Linked DNA regions of Homo sapiens: region 2 is linked to region 1. A link is a contact called in ENCODE Hi-C data. All regions are on one chromosome and are shown on one strand. The core of a region is the stretch at or near the end of the contact, and the rest is flanking DNA. Distances in the headings are between cores, read along the strand shown.

Region 1 (4,548 bases), core at 814-3,313:
AACTTTTTTTTTTTTTTTTTGAGACCGAGTCTCGCTTTGTCGCCCCAGGCTGGAGTGCAGTGGCGTGATCTCGGCTCACTGCAAGCTCCGCCTCCCAGGCCCACGCCATTCTCCCGCCTCAGCCTCCCAGGTAGCTGGGACTACAGGCGCCTGCCACTACGCCCGGCTAATTTTTGTATTTTTAGTAGAGACAGGGTTTCGCCGTGTTAGCCATGATGCTCTGGATCTCCTAACCTCGTGATCCACCCACCTGGGCCTCTTGCTGCTTGCCATGAGCTTACAATCTGGTTTGGAAGACAAACTAGAGCCATTATTAATTATACACACATGTATGCATACAAATGTGTCTGTATGTGTATACGAGATGACACTGGGATAATACTGTAAAAAAATGTTTTACACCTGCTTATTTCACTTATAATACTGTCAGCATTTTCTCTACATGTTTAAATGTTCTTTGAAGACATAATTTTAAGAAGCTTGAATTTGTTATCAGTCTCAGGTTGTATTTTGGTGTATTTAGCCAATATGCTATTCCTGATTATTTAGCTTCCTTCCCATTTTTTGGCTGCCTGTATACGATGACTATGAATAATACAAAGCACTTCTAATTAATTCTCTAGGTAATAACAGAATTGCTGTGTCATGGCCCGGTGCGGTGGCTCACACCTGTAATCCCAGCACTTTAGGAGGCTGAAGCAGGCAGATCACGAGGTCAGGAATTCCAGACCAGCATGGCCAAAATGGTGAAACCCCCGTCTCTACTAAAAATACAAAACTTAGCCAGGCGTGGTGGTGCGCAACTGTAGTCCCAGCTACTTGGGAGGCTGAGGCATGAGAATGGCTTGAACCCGGGAGGCAGAGGTTGCAGCGAGCCGAGATCGTGCCACTGCACTCCAGCCTGGACAAGAGAGCCAGACTCCCTCTCCAAAAAAAAAAAAAAAAATTGCTTTGTCAGCTGGGTGTAGGGCTCACGCCCCTAATACCAGCACTTTGGGAGGCCAACGCGGGTAGACTGCTTGAGGCCAGGGGCTCGAGACCGGCCTGGCCAACATGATGAAACCCCGTCTCTAACAAAAATACAAAAAATTCGCTGGGAGTGGTGGTGCACGCCTATAATCCCAGCTACTCTGGAGGCTGAGGCGGGAGAATCACTTGAATTCAGGCTGCAGTGAGCTGAGATCGCACCACGGCACTCCAGCCTCGGTGACAATGATAATGATACACATTGCCAAAACGTTTTCCAGAAAGATTGTAACAATTTACATTCCTACTCAGTTTGATTTCCCTCTTTCATTTCTGTTTCAAAAGAAATGAAAAAGAAGGAAAGGAGGGAGGAAGGAAAGAATTTTTTTTAATGCTCTGTTAATTTGATAAAGGAAAGGCGTGTCTTTAGGTTTGCTTATTTATTCAAACATATATTTTATGACTATACATGTTATGAATGCCATTGTATTAACAGTACTTCTGTTTAATTGACCTTACCAACTAGGTCGGCCAGTAGGCCAAAGTCTTCAAAGCCTCTAGATCCTAAGACCGTGATTTTTAGACTTTTGGAGGGTCATAGAACCCTTTGAGAATCTAATGAAACCTATAATCTTGTACCCAGGAAAATCCGCATACACCCAAACACCGTGCCCATAGTTTCCAAAGGCTGATGAACTTTACGGACCCTTCTGTCAGGAACGCATCTCTATAAGCCTATTTTCTTTGGCTATTTCCTGTTACGAAATAAAACATATATCCCACTTCCGGGGCCTCGCAGCCCAAAACTAAAACCAAAATCAATTTCAATTCAAAGCATCACAATCACCCACCCAGCTCCAACCAGGGAATCCCTCTGGCTAAGTCAGGGCCGCGCGGGGGTGTCTGCAGTTCATTGATGTCCGGAGATGAAACGTAGCACATGAAACCACTAGGCGTATATATCTTGTCCCTCGGAGAAAGAAAGTACTTACGACACATTTTCATGGCTGTAACCGATTTTGGCGTTGTAAGCTCCATTATCCAGCACTAAGGTCGTCATCTCACCACCAACCACACCGCAGCCGTAGTTGTTTTCCCTTTCCGACCCCTCTGCTCGAGCTTTTTCCGGTACTCTATGGTTTGTTGGGCGGAGCGTTAGGACGCGCCTCTGGTCACCTTAGCAACGGAGGACGCCGGAAGTCGGAGATGCTAAGCAGCACCGAATGTTAGGGGCTGTGCTTCCAAACTTAACCTGTTTATGTGGTGGCGAGATTTGACTACTATGTGCTTTCTCGCTCATTTCGTATTTGTTTTTAACTACGCAGATTAATTCGCGCAAGTTTTTTCTAATCCTGTAGAGAACCGGCTGCGTGTGTGTGTGTGTGTGTGTGTGTGTGTGTGTCTTCCAATCGCATTCTTCAGACGGTGACATTCTTTGAAGAAAAAAGTGCAAAACTTGCTCTTGGACTCACATTCATACTCTCCTCTTCCCCAGCCCACTTGCTCTTCAGGACGAAGCTGAGTGAGTCTTTCTCATCCAAAAAAGGCTTTTGGGCCGGACGCGGTGGCTCACGCCTGTAATCCCAGCACTTTAGGAGACCAAGGCAAGCAGATCACTTGAGGTCAGGAGCTTGAGACCAGCCTGACCAACACGGCGAAACCCCGTCTCTATTAAAAATACAAAAAGTAGCCGGGCGAGGTGGCGGGCGCCTGTAATCCCAAGTACTCGGGAGGCTGAGGCGGGAGAATTGCTTGAACCGGGGAGGCGGAGGTTGCAGTGAGCCGAGATGGCTCCACTACACTCCAGCCTGGGCGACAGAGCGAGACTCCGGCAGGGCGGGGACTTGGCAGGTGCGGGAGGCAGGACCTGGCTTCCGGGGCGTCGCGGGGGCAACGGCCAGCGGGCGGGGGCAAGGGCCAGCGGGCTAGGACAACTGCCAACGGGCTTGGAGGGGGGCGTTCTACAAATTCCAGGCCACTTTGAGCGCCTGAGAGAGGAGCGGGGCGGCGGGAAGGGGGCACCGCGGGGGCAGGGAGCGCAGCAGCCGCAGCGCGAAGGCGCGGGGGCCGGGGAACAAACGGTTGGCGCGCAGGCAGCCATACCGGGGCCGGAACCCGGGCAGAGGAGGGCAGCGACGGCGATGGGGAGGCTGCAGAGCCCGGGGCGGGTACCGCGCGGGAACCAGCGCGACTGCGTGGCTACCGCAGCCGTCGGTTCGTGTTGGACGGGCGCCGCTGCTGCCTCTGCTACTTCAAGAACCCCCACGACCCGCTGCCCCTCGGCCACCTGGACATAGCAGAAGCCTGCTTCAGCTACCAGCGCGCCGACGAGGCGGCGGAGCAGCCTGCGCACTTCCAGGTGCGCAGCGCGGGAGCCGCCACGGTGCTTGAGGTGGGAACTCGCGCCCTGCAAGCGCCTGGGCCCTTCTGTCGGCGCTCCTTGCCTCCCCTGGGGGCCTGCCCCATCCACCCTCCTTTCTCCAAGGCCTCCTCGCACCCTGCCAACGTCGGCCTGCCTTTCCCCACTTCTCCACATCCCGTCCTCGTTCCTATCTCCTCCCCTCCACCTGGGCTTAGGCCCGGGTGGCTGGGGCTACCCAGCCCAGTCTCCTTCCTCAGACACTTTGACCCATTATCTCCCTCTGCTCCTTCCCTCTGACCCCTCTCTAGTGTCTTCTCACCCCCAGCATCCCGTGGATGTCCGGTGCAGCCCTCCCAAGCATTCATAACCGTAGGCTTCTGCCCCAGGGGCCTCCTTTAGAACTCTGCTAGGACCTTGGTACATCAGTTAACCGCTCTGCCCTTCAGCGTCCTCTAAAATGAGATAGCAGTAGTATCTATATCATGGGGTGTTGAGATTAAACTAATTATACTCTAAACTGCTCAGTAAATGTTAGTACATTTATTTTATTTTTATTTATTTGTTCTTTTTGCCATAGGATCTCGCTCTGTTGTGCAGACTGAAGTGCAGTGGTGTGATTTCAGCTAACTGCAGCCTCATGCCTGGGCTCAAGTGATCCTCCCACCTGAGCCTCCCACCTGAGCCTCCCAAGTATCCGGGACCACAGGTGCAGGCCCACGCCTGGCTAATTTAAAAAATGGTTTTTGTGTGTGTGTGTGTGTGTGTGTGTGTGTGTGTGTGTGTGTGTGTGTGTAGATGGGGGTCTCGCTATGTTGCTCAGGCTAGTCTCGAACTCCTGGGCTCAAACCATCCTCCCCACCCATCTTCCTGGGATTCCAGACGTGAGCCACAGTGCATTTAGCACTATAGACAAAAAGAGTCAGAAATGGCAGGGCCCTTAGAGATATTCCACTACATTTCCTCCGAGAGTGGGCAGGGATGCTCCAGCTAAGGTCACACAGCCAGTAAGTGGCAGACCCTCTTTTCTTGCTCCTTGTTTTGTCCAGGAGAGGTGGGAGGGGGTCACTTCAGCCAGTTAGGCCTTGCTCTTTGAGGCTCTTTTAATCCTCCAGCGAAGAGACATAATGGGAAAAATAATGCAGAAGCAGGAGAGTAGAGTGAGGAGTCCTGGTGCTGAGAGGCCTCCCCTTTCCTTGGGAGTCCTTAGCGGGCTAGACTCT
Region 2 (4,548 bases), core at 1,409-3,908, 1.8 Mb before region 1:
AAATGGCCACATGTCCACTACCAAGCTTCTTCTATGTTAAAAAAATAATAATAAAGCAGTTTTAACCTGCCAGTATGTCTTGTTGCTAAAATAAAGGGCCTCAAAATGAAAAATAGGATAACCTAAATAAAGTACAATTAGTGCTACAAATACTAAGATAGAATATTTTAGAGATGCAATGAGCAATTACAGTCAGGCACGGTGGCTCACGCCTGTAATCCCAGCACTTTGGGAGGCCGAGGCGAGTGGATAACCTGAGGTCAGGAGTTCAAGACCAGCCTGGCCAACATGGTGAAACCTCCATCTCTACTAAAAATACAAAAAGTAGCTGGGCGTGGTGACAAAAATTAGCTGGGCGTAGTGGCAGGTGCCTGTAATCCCAGCTACTCGGGAAGCTGAGGCAGGAGAATCACTTGAACCCAGAAGGTAAAGGTTTCAGTGAGCTGAGATTGCGTCATTGCACTCCAGCCATGGCGACAAGAGTGAAACTCTGTCTTAAAAATAAAAAGAGATGCAATGAGCAATTTTAAATGAAGTCAGTGTGAGTTTAGTGATCAATAGTAGACCCAATGCAAAAAAAAAAAAAAAACAGTGAATTTGGCTAAGTGAATTATTCAATTTTTGTGAATATTTTAGCATGAAAAGTATATGGATTCATATCATGAGTTGTTAAAGACATTTCTGGTAGAAAGTAATACTGGGTTGAAATTTCTTTGACAACTTAAAACTTACATATCACATATGTTATGGGTATGGAACTTTTTGGTAGTATTTTTTAGCATATGCAGCCTTTCACCACTTGGCCATTAGTTCATGTGTTTTTTAAGTCAGATATTCTTATGCAGTCATGCATTGATTAACAACAGGGATATGTTCTGAGAAATGCGTCATTAGGCGGTTTTATTGTACAAACATTGTGGATTTCATAACAAGTGTACTTACACAAACCTATTGCTTCTAGGCTACAAACCTGCACAGCATGTCACTGTACTGAATACTGTAGGCAGTTGTAACACAGTGGTATTTGTGTATCTAAATGTAGAAAAGGTGCAGTCAAATATGGTTTTATAATCTTAGGGGATGTTGACCAAAACATTATGCAGCACTTGACTATATTTATTAGCAGATGGAAATTGAATTGAAGGTCGTTTCAGTGTGGTTCATAATGAGTAACCATCGTTGCCATCAACTCCTGTATTACCTAAACAAAAAAAAATGTGTGCAGGATTAAAATGTTCTCACCTCACCTTGCAAATAAATAATTATTATTCATAGTTATTTACACACAGTCTAGAAAATTCCTAAAGTACTTATGTGAAAAATATATAAATGCATTTAACTAATTGTGCCCATTTTAGTTTAGTTCACCTGCAAGTAGAGCCTGAGAAAAGGACTTGGGTGTATACAGGTCATTCACAAGGTGATCCCAGAAAACAGAAGTAAAAAAACAGGGAGAGGAAAAGGGAGAAAACCACTTAAAAGTTTATTATCGGCCAGGTGAGGTAGCTCATACCTGTAATCCCAGCACTTCGGGATGCTGAGGTAGGTGGATCACTTGAGGTCAGGAGTTTGAGACCAGCCTGGCCAACATGGTGAAACCCTGTGTCTACTAAAAATACAAAATTTAGCCGGGCGTGGTGGCATGCACCTGTACTCCCAGCTACTGGGAGGCTGAGGCAGGAGACTCACTTGAACCCAGGAGGTGGAGATTGCAGTGAGCCCAGATGGAACCACTGCACTCCAGCCTGGGTGATAGAGTGAGACTCTCTCAAAAATAATAAAAAATTTAAGAAGTATGTTATCAAGATTGCCAGTTGGGGTTTGAGTGCTCCAAGACCCTCTGAGAAGCTTTCAGAATGCCTCCCAAAATTTTCCACCTAATAAAACTGGGAACATTAATTAAGCAATTTCCATCCCCCGTTAGTTGAGTTGCCTCCAGGGGCATTAATTATCCCTGCACTTCTGGGCTGTGCTTCTGTGTGGAAAAGCAGCACCCCAGTGTTGAAGAAAGACTTGGAACAGGAAGCAGAAAGATACATGGCTTCGGCTTGCAGTGGGATTTCACAAGCAGAAAGGACAAGTCCAAGCTTACTCACCTAGAACTATCCATGTAGCTGTGACTGATACCGGAAGTGGACGAGGGAATGTGCAAAAGAGATATTTGCTGCAGTCTACCCAAATGCAGTCAATTCAGAACTGATTGAGTCCCATGTTAAGTCTACTTTGTCTTTTGTCTGTGGGATAACACAAGGTGATGGCCAGCCACAGTCTTTCTAAAATCTACACATGAAGATTAGTGAGACAAGCCACAATTACTGTCACTATGACTGAACGCAAGGCCAAAACTGGTACTTATCATCTTCTTCCACCACCCATTTTACATTTCTCCTGCTCTATATCAGAAATTCCGCTGGTCTAGGCTGGTTGTCAAGCATAGTGACCCAGACCTTCATCCTTTAAGTTTTCTAGGGCTTTGATTGCTTTGCCCTGTTTAGGCTATGATTATCACAGTCATCTGTTTGCTGTTTCTTACCAGGCACTGAAGCACCACGACATGCCCCAGTGAACCACCTGCGTTCTAGACACATTCTTCCTGTTTCATTTTGTAATCACAACCCTAGCTCCTCATGTTAACATATTACTTCCTATTTTTGTCCCACAGACATGAGCAGTCCCAAGGGACCGATTGGCAGCAGTAGATTCAGCTTAGTGGAATCCTTACTGTGCTCCCCCATGGAAGTGTGCTAGTTCCTTCCCCCTACCCCATCTGGGAACTGGGACTTCCAGGAAAGTCTGAGGCGGCAGGGATGGGAAGCACAATTACAAAAGAATGTCACTGAGAATGGTGGAGAAGGATCATTCCTATTTCTTTTCTCTTGGTTCCTGGATCTGTGAATCCTGGCAGCTGAGGACATGGCATCATATGCTAGCCATTTTTGTAGTGCTTTTACCACATCCTAGAGATTAGCACTTCAACCTTGCAGAATGTCATCTCTGAGATGGTGACTACAATGAGCCTATAATAGACCATTTCATTGTTCTATTTGATTGATTTCTTCTGGATGATGCTGTATGCGGTAAGACAAGTGGATCCAACAATTCATGCGCCTGTTGTTAGTCATTTACTACAAAATAATCCCAAGATCTGAGGCAGTGTAATGCGAGATACCATGTTGGTAATAGACATCCTGTAGGCTATCAGAGGGTAATGCTGGCAGAGGTGCTGCTGGAAGGAAAGGAAAGCCCCTATTAAGAGTAGTAATTAATTACAATAAGAAAGAATTACTCCTCTTCCAGGGTGGAAGGAATTTAATGCAAATAAATTGCTCCCAAGTGACTGGTTAACCTCTTCAAGGAATAGTACCAAATCATTGGTCTCTGCTGCCGACAAATAGGGTATTCAGCAGTAGCTGAATCCTAGCTCATCTAGCTCATCACTAGATGAGCATTAGTGTGGAAGCCCAAGCTGTTGGGCCCAAGCATAGCCGGCATCTCTGCTGCCACGATTACTCCATTTGTGGGCTCATTGTATAACCTGGGGCAATCAAGGACAAGGCTGGCTGACATCTACTGGAGAAATCATCTTGTCCACCTAATTTTTGCCTCCTCAGGTGAGTGTTTTCTTTCTGGCATTTCATCCTACAAAAATCTCCACACTTTGGACACATTCCCATAGTTTTGTCCACATTCTTCATCCTTAAATCTCACTTTCTCTAATCTTCCAATATTGCTCCCTTCTTATCCCTGACCAGCCAAACCAGTTACCAAGATCAAAAGTCTGTAGTATTTAACTCAGGCCATGTGCTTCTTCAGCAACATCATGACAAAGTGTACTGTTTGAAGCTCTGTCCATCAGGAAGATTATTTTCCTCACCACTAATTGTTAGAGCCACCTCTGTCAGAGGCAGCAGTGTGGCAGCAAGCCATTTTTGCCTACACCAATATATATCAAGCTTGTCCATGCATCAACAAGGTCCACTGTTTGCTGTCAGCTAGTGAGATAATATTGCAAAAGTAGCTTCAATTATTCACTTTCTCCCTATTGCATGCCTTTTGCTATATATTTGCATTGCCCTCCCCCTCTGAGTAGAGCATTTGGCCTTAACTTTGGATTCTGAACTTAGCCAATGGAATATTAACAAATGTGATCCAAGCAGAGGCTTGACAAATACTTGGTTGGTCTTGCCTTCTCTTGTGGCTCTGTTATTGACATAAGAACTTGACTTGGATAGTCTAATGACGATGAAAGATGCATGGAGCAGAGATGAGTTGTTCCATTCATATATCAGCCAACCCAAGACATGAGCAAGACCAGCCAAGATTGGAAGACCTACCTAGCCAATTCTCAGCTGGCTGTGGATGTGAATAATAAATGCTCACTGTTGATTATCTTACAGTTTTTTATTGTTCTTGGTTGTTACCACATAATTGTAGCAATAAATAACTGATACAGTTGACCATTGAAGATTCTGCATGAGATCATACAAGTAGGTTGAAGAATAGGCATTAGTGTTAAGAGATGTAAATGATATGGGAAATAAATGATAG

The links. Hi-C counts contacts between places; a loop is a spot of excess contacts on that map. Pooled maps may share reads with other maps.
Region 2: a loop to region 1 is called in a pooled map, with 3 times the contacts of the local background. The contact joins the enhancer-like site here to the promoter of ACTR6 in region 1. A Hi-C loop is called at or near these places in 2 of 50 pooled maps.

What each region holds. Positions count from the first base shown.
Region 1 is chr12:100,198,330-100,202,877 of GRCh38, reverse strand. It overlaps ACTR6 (actin related protein 6), which reads right to left and starts at 2,063. Exons shown (of 11, transcript NM_022496.5): 1 at 1,959-2,063. The coding sequence starts at 2,026. RefSeq lists enhancers at 1-267, 268-955, 1,800-1,999, 1,973-2,267 and a silencer at 2,760-3,119.
Region 2 is chr12:102,008,466-102,013,013 of GRCh38, reverse strand. WASHC3 (WASH complex subunit 3) reads left to right here. Exons shown (of 7, transcript NM_016053.4): 7 at 1-174. Among named protein-coding and RNA genes, the nearest start is that of DRAM1-AS1, 47 kb to the right of the region's middle. Within about 2 kb of position 2,658, at least 5 of the 41 ENCODE cell types and tissues checked have a DNase peak (open chromatin) inside an H3K27ac peak, as active enhancers do.